Regions from separate parts of the Homo sapiens genome. Here region 1 is linked to region 2. Evidence: read pairs that join two places in POLR2A ChIA-PET (ENCODE). Cell type or tissue: Panc1. All regions are shown on one strand.

The links. ChIA-PET counts read pairs that join two places held together with the same protein. Peaks named below come from ENCODE experiments on the same cell type or tissue, not always from the same donor. Only the 100,000 strongest peaks of a DNase experiment are listed, where the experiment ranks them.
Region 1: POLR2A ChIA-PET joins it to region 2 with 6 read pairs; 3 of 35 experiments call an interaction of 5 or more read pairs at or near these places.

What each region holds. Positions count from the first base shown.
Region 1 is chr2:189,835,287-189,839,286 of GRCh38, forward strand. All of the region lies in intron 5 of PMS1 (PMS1 homolog 1, mismatch repair system component), which reads left to right. Among named protein-coding and RNA genes, the nearest start is that of PMS1, 53 kb to the left of the region's middle. In Panc1, no CTCF peak of the experiment used is centred here; a DNase peak (open chromatin) is centred at 1,585; H3K27ac peaks cover 3,878 bases.
Region 2 is chr2:189,902,635-189,906,634 of GRCh38, forward strand. It overlaps a transcript of AKAP19 not described here. Among named protein-coding and RNA genes, the nearest start is that of PMS1, 120 kb to the left of the region's middle. In Panc1, no CTCF peak of the experiment used is centred here; no DNase peak of the experiment used is centred here.

The DNA.
Region 1 (4,000 bases), 67 kb before region 2:
TTTGAAAGTTTGAGGCTGCTTAGCAATAATCAATTCATATTAATGTTTATTATGTCAGTAGAATGTGGTTTGTTCTTTTAACAGTAGTATTGATACTGTGATGGAATAATCTATAATTTTATACTGAATTCAAAACATTTAGCAGTGTCTTAGTGGTAAGCTGCTGTGGCTCATATTGTTCCTGTGTTGCCAATGTGGGAAATAAAACAACCTTTTAAATATTGTGTTTGTGCCTCTGTACTTTTTGGAGTCAGAGTCAGTGCAAGTACATACGCAGGAGTAAATAATAATAGATATAGATCTATTTATAGTAACTTGTAAGATCTTAGAAGTAAACTTATGGTACTTAAGAAATTTGCCTGGGTATGGTGGCTCACACCTGTAATCCCAGCACTTTGGGAGCCCAAGGTGGGAGGATCGCTTGAGTCCAGGAGTTCAAGACCAGCCTAAGCAACATGGTGAAACCCTTTCTCTTCAAAACGTACAAAAAAATTAGCTGGGCGTGGTAGTGTGCACCTGTAGTCCCAGCTAATCGGGAGGCTGAGGCAGGAGAATCCTTGAGTCCAGGAGGCTGAGGCTGCTGTCAACTATGATCACACCACTGTACTCTAGCCTGTCTCAAAAAAAAAAAAAAAAAAAAAATTCATTGGTGCTGCTTCTTGTTTGGTGGAAAAAAAAAAATCCAAATATGAGCTTAGTACATCTGTGCCTACAATTTGCAAGAATTTTGGCTGCAGTCTAGGCCAATAATATATCCTCTTTATTTAGAAGGAGTTGACTTTGCTCAAGCAGTTTTAGCATTGTACTATTCACTTAACTATGCATCATCTGTGTGCAGCCTACATTTCTCTTTATCACAAATTGCCTTTACAAACAATTGAGGTTTACTAATTAAATATCGAGTATTCTCATCTAACTTCATTTTCTTCAAGTAGCGTATGTCAGTGAGGTAGGAATTAGGGGCAAGATATATTTGGCTAACTTCAAACCTAAGATGGTGTGCATGTAATAATATATTTTTGAGGTGTTTTTGCACTGTCATCATACTGACTAGAGTCAGATTCTTAGTTGGCACATCCAGGTGCTCCAACTTTGTGTGACCTAGATAGAAAACATATGGAGGTTTGTGTGTATTTTTAGCACATGTTAAGCTTTCGGCCTAAGGGCAAGATTTACAAAAACCTTCAGGAAGTGAAAAGAAAATCTCTGTTTTTGAAAATAACATAGAATTGATGAAACGGTAGAGAAAGCAAACTGAATACTGTATTCTGGATTCCCAGTATTCCCAGTTCTTATTCATCACATTTTATAGTTTAGTTTTTTAGTGATGGGTCCTGTTTTGAAAATGAATCTTAGTTGCCCAATGAGAAGATTTTACTTGTTGGCAGACCGCTATTATTTATTGCTAGCCCAAGTGTAACTAGTTTAGAAAATGCTCTTAAATTAGCCCCTCGATCTGATGCAATAAAAATTGCCTAGTGTGAAATAATGCTCCCAGACTCCTAGCATGTTTACTTTAAAGTGAAATCACATTGCATAGTTCTCATGTTTCACAGCTTTTTCTAGGACCGATTTCCTGAAGTGATCTTTTTACGGTTGTGTATACTAACTATTCAGCAGGTCAGGCAGTGAAATAGCATCCTTGCATTAATCAGCAGCTAAGATTTATATCTGTATCTAAGGCATCTAATATAAACTAAAATAAACAAGATGATGTTTACATTAGTAACACTGCAGGCTTTTTAGCTATATTCAGTGCAGGAATTTTAAAACATTAGTTTTTTGAAATATTTCCTTGAATGCTTTATTTTAAAAATGTCAATATCAGAGAGTTAGCATTCCTTTAAAGAGGTACACTTTTTGTGAATAAGTTTGGTGTTTTTTTTTTTTTCTTTTTAGGGAGGGGGTCTTGCTCTGTCACCCAAGCTGGAGTGCAGGGTGAGCCACTCCCACCTCAGCCTCCTGAGTAGCTGGGACTACAGGCATGTGCCACCATGCCCAGCTAATTTTTTATTTTTTTTTTATAGAAACAGGGTCACACTATGTTGCCCAGTCTGGTATTGAACTCCGGACCTCAAGTGATCCTCCCACCTTAGCCTTGTGAATAAGTTTTTATGGTTCAGCTATTCTTTGTCATAAGGAACTTCTGATGTGGAAAGTATGAAGCAGGGGACATTTCATTTCCTGTAATTGCAGATTATTCAGAACCTTATTTACTTCCTTTAATTTTGAACATTGTTCCTTAAATTATTAGCTGTTGGCTGGCTTAAAACTAGAGCCATAATAGCAGAAGCCAGTAGTTTGCCTTTCCAGAGTGCATGTGCACGCAAAGATTACAGTCTGGCAGTTCTTCAAAAAACATGGAGCTACCATGTGGCCCAGCAGTTCCACTCATAGATCTATACCCAAGAGAAATGAAAACATATGCCAACATAAAAACATGAACATGCATGTTTATGGCAGCATCAGTTATAATAGCCAAAAAGTAGAAACAACTCAAATGCTCATTAACTCATAAAAGGATAATTCAAATGTATTATCTACAATGGAATATTATTCAGCCATTTAAAAGGAATGAAGTACTGATATAAATAAACTTGAAAAGGTTATGCTAAGTGAAAGAATCCAATCAAAGACCATATATTGTATGATTCCATTTATATGAAACATCCTAAGTGGGCAAATTTTATATAGAGAGAAGATAGATTAGTGATTGAAAAGGGATAGGAGTCACTGATGATGGATATAGGTTTTCTTTTTGGACTGATAAAATTGTTCAAAGATTAAATCATGCTGTTGGTTGCACAGCTCTGTGAATAATAAAAACCATTGAATTATAAATCTAAAGTGGGTGAATTGTAGAGTATATGAATTATACCTTAAACTGTTATGTTAAGAGGAAAGAAAAGCAAAGATTGGTTTGGATTTCCTTAGGTCAAGTAGTAGACAAAAAGTGTAATTTTAACAGGTATGGTGGTGTGACAACTAGCAGCCTTATCTCTGAAAACAAAGAGCTAGTTTTCAACTCTACTGGGGTTACTTTTCCCTAGGGAAAAAAAAATGTGTTTATTTGCTCATTCCTTTAACGAAAGTATTTAGTATTTAGTGGGCCTTACTAGGTGTCTGGTACTGTTCTTGGTACCAGAGACTCAACACTCAACACTGAACAAGCTGAACTCATCATCTTCCTGCCACCAATCCTGCTCTTCTGAGTTTCTTATCTTGTTGAGTGTTACTACCACCATTCCAGTTTCCCAGGTCAGAAATCTGGGAGGCATTCTTGATTCTTCTCTTTTTATTCCCTCTCCACATGGAGTCAGTCATCAAGCCCATTTCGTACCCTTTAGTCTGTCCGTTTTCTCTTTTCCTCCTACCAGAGTGTTGGTTCTGTTAACACAGCCCAGTAATTCTCAGCCGCAGTATATTAATACTAGTAAAGTACCAAAGTTTGCAAATGGTTTATCTTAAAAAGCAAACGAAAAAAACCTAAGGGAATAATCCTGTCAACATCAGTTTCACTGACTTGCATTCCACCGAACTTTTGCAAGAGGAAGAGAAAGCTGTAGCATGATAGCTAGTATATTAGGAATTAATTACACATAGTCCTCAGGTCACCTATCGGAATATTTTTTGAATGTGAACTTTCAGTTTTGCATGTCTTTCGTAAAAGCTGAGAGTCTCTGAGTTGGAGGAATACAATCACTTTTTTTTTTCTTTTTTTGAGACAGAGTCTCTCTCTCTGTTGCCCACATTGGAGTGCAGTAGCGCGATCTCAGCTCACTGCAACCTCCATCTCCTGGGTTCAAGTGATTCTCATGCCTTAGCCTCCCAAGTAGCTAGGATTATGGGTGCCCGCCACCATGCCTGGATAATTTTTTTGTTTTTAGTAGAGATGGGGTTTCACCATGCTGGCCAGCTGGTCTTGAACTCCTGACCTCAAGTGATCCACCCGCCTTGGCCTCCCAAAGTGCTGGGATTACAGGCACGAGCCACCACACCT
Region 2 (4,000 bases):
CTGTTAAAGTAAACATGTATAGGATATAAATACCATCTATATTAGGTCTCAGAAATTATTCCTTTTTAGTCAAGCCATATTTAGAACTATATGTAAAAACTGTATACTTCGCTTTTCAAATAGGTGCTCTTTTTTTTCATGATTCATTTTTTTTTGCTTGAATTTAGCCAATAGGAAAGAGTAGAAATAAGGAAGGTTATCGGTTTCACTGTACAGCTCGGTGGCATATATTTTCCTCCCCTTTCACTGTTAAAGTGCATTAAATAAAGTAAGTCTTTATTAATAATCTCTTAAAGAGATGATGAGATAAACTACAGAGGAAAAAAAAACTGACTAGCCAGTGGGAGATGTAGAATGAGGGAAATAATTTGGATTAACAGGATAGATATTAGAGGATATCTTAAAATAGTTTTTTAAGTGTCTTCCCTATAGGAAAAATTTGAATTGAAAGCCATCGAGAAATTATTTATAAATGGAAAATCAGAGAGTAAAAGATGGGCAAGATAGCTATATACCTTATATAACTACACATTTTTCTGAATAATTTTTCTTGAGAGGTATGAAAACTTTAAATGCTGAATATGTTATTAGGTTAATTTTAATTATAGTAGCAAATTACTGGTTGAAAAACCAAAATAATATAAATAATATGAAAAATAATGATTGCCATGTATTTAACTTATATTAAACCTAATCTGTAAATTTCTAACCACTAAGCTTAGATAACAATTATTTTTAAAATACTGCACAGTAATTTATATTCATAATGATGATTCTTAGAACAAGGCAAGGTCTTGAGGATTAAATTTTTTTCATTGTAGTTTAAGTATACCTTAATTATTATATTTAGTTTTTGTAGAATCAATAATGAACATTGTTATCACCATTAGATTCAGTAAATATTTGAATGCCATTCATATGTAAACATTAAGTGAATTCAAACTGTTAGAGCATTCCATTTTGGAAAAATGGGATGATACATTGCCTGTAAAGATGTACTTTATTTAAATTTTGACTTTTATTTTAGATACAGGGGGTATATGTGCATGTTTGTTACATGGCACTATTATATGATGCTGAGGTTTGGGGTATGGATAACATCACCCAGGTAGGCAATATAGTACCCAATAAGTAGTTTTCCAACCCATGTTCCCCCACTACTTCCCCTGATCTAGTAGTCCACAGTGTCTACTGTTCCCAAATTTATGTCCATGTGTGCTCAATGTTTAGCTCCCACTTATAAGTGAGAACATGTGGTATGTGGTTTTCTATTCCTGCCCTAATTCATTTAGGATGATGGCCTCCAACTGCATCTATGTTACTGCTGATTATGTGTATAACTTGTAGAAAGTAAACTTAGCATTTTATAGTCATTTTTGTGTGGAAAAATTTGAATTTGCAAGTTTTAAATGAGAGTGTTTAAAAGATTATTCAAAATTTACTTTCTTTGATTTATGTACAACTTTTAATAACATTTGTATAGCTTGAAATAAGTTTAGTTACATATGATGAGTAGTAGTATCTACATCAAGAAATAGAATGAGCAAATCAATAATTACATTGCCTTATATTTATGTAGTGCTTGATGCCTTAGAAATTGCCATCATATACATTTTTATATAATCCTCGCAGCAATACTGTAGGTCAATACTCTGTTTTGCAGATGAAACACAAAGTGCGTAAGTGACCAACCCAAGGTTAGGCCCTTGTAAAATCCCTTTACTCTTGGTTTAGTAGTTTTCCCACCATGCCAGCATTATACACAGGTTCTTACAGAATTATGGTGCCAATTATACTTTGTCATACAGGCAAATTATATGTTTCTTGTTTATCTCTAAATATATTTAAGCTGTTAACACAGAATGGGAAAAGGGTACGTTACTGGATTCCTTAATGTGAAATGCAAAAACAATTTTCTAGGGAGTCATCATCATTATCGTTTTGAGGACAAAAATCTGTTTTTTAAAGTCACTTTTGTGGTAAGATATTTGAAAAGCAATTGTTTTCCAAATTTTTATGCAGTTATTGATGTTAATGAACATCAGTCTTTAATCCTTATGTTTACACAGCCTATCTTGAGAGAAAATATGGCACAAAAGAGATAATTTTATGTATTACAAAAAATACTGGCTCTAGAGTGAAAGAACTATGTTCAAACTCTGCCCTTGGCACTTAGTGACCTCAAGAAAGTCATTGATCTCCTTTGAACTTTAGTTTCTCACTTAAGAAATGAAGGCAAAAATACCAGTTATCATCTGACAAGAATATTCGGAATGAAACAAGATTATATATGTCAAAGTTCTATATAGTTATTTTCATTTATTACCACTAAGAGAATGTATATTTATGTATCTCTTCACTTTTCTATCCAACAGAGAAACATGGGGTTAAATAGGCCCTTTGATTCTAAAATTCTATATTCAATAAGTAAGATTTACAAATAAATGTATTACTCAAGTTTTTACCTAAAAGAAAACTTGTTAAAGTCTTTGATAAAGGTAAGACATGTGTAATACAATTATTTCATAATTTATTTTTTCTAAAATATTTGGATTTTTTAGTCTTTTGAACATAGAGACAGCTACAGTTGTATTTCCTAAGAAGCTGACGCTTTAGTTGCAAACATATAATGTCCTATGTTTCCATTTGTATGAAGCTACTTAGAGAAATATTTTGAGCTTTATTATTTTATTGTAAAGATATGAAAATGAGGAAGTTTACCTCATATTCAACAGCTGACTGAATAAAGGATGTAACAAGAAGTATGTAGTTGGGACAAGTTTGATATTCATAATTTCCCTACCTGCCACACACATTGAAGTCTGAATCTCATAGTCACGGGAAAAGTCTGTAGCAGATAAGGTAGTTTTAGATTCTTATAGTGAAAGGAAATTTTATCCTTTTGTCTTCAAGGTCTGCAGTCTATAGATTACCTTGAATTCATTACCAGTATTGAAATTTTATTTAGTATGTTAAAAAATGCTTCCTCCCCAATCTATAGTCAGTTTTTAGTTACCTGTTTGAGGCAGTACTGCATATGAATTTCCAAGCTCTCATTAGCAGTACGAAGCTTTCATATTTTCCTATTTGGGCAAAAGAAAGCTTGGGAATTTCTCTCTAGAGTTTACACTCAGTTTTAGGAAGATAATTTTTACAGTGCAATTTGAAATTTTCTTTCCATGTTAGGGAAGTCTTTAGGCAAGAAGATACCCCAAGGCCGGAAGGTAGCAATTTGGTTTGCCTTTTACATTAATTTTAGAATGGTACATTTTCCTCTAATTTGAATTGGATTGCAGACAAGAGTGAACAGGGTGAAAGAGTGAATGGCACAGTTTTCATATCCTTTTGAATTGGGTATTCATGGTAGACTTTGCATTTTACCTAAAATATGAATTTAGACTGTCACATTTTCACATTCGTTTAAACAGATTTACCAAGCATTTAATATGTCAGGAACTATGCTGAGTAGCCTCCTACTTCTAATCTTAAGTCATTATGTGAGGACAATTATCCTTCTTTTAGAAGGGAGGAAATTGATATTTAATAGAGAAATTAGGCTAAGAAAGAGCTGGTTAGCAACATGTCAGGCATTTGAACCTATATCTCAATTCTGCAAGTTCCTTAACTTTTACAAATACAAAATTATTTTTAAATTATAACATTAATTCCAGTTCACTGTAGAACATTTGAAGAATACAGAATATAAAAGGAGAAAATGAAAATAGCTATAATCTCACCCCCTGGAAATAGTATTTTTAGATATTTTCGTCTAGTCTTTTTGACATATTTTACATAACTGGGAACAGTTATGTTCTTTCTTCCAGAAAGTAGGAAGTTTTCAGATTTACCTGTTAGGACAAAAGAAAGCTTGAGAATTTCTCTCTAGAATTTACACTCAGTTTACACTCTAGAATTTACACTCTCTAGAATTTACACTCAAAAAGAACAAGACTGTGTGTACAGTGTGTATTCCATTGTATAAGCATTACCCCATGTTTTA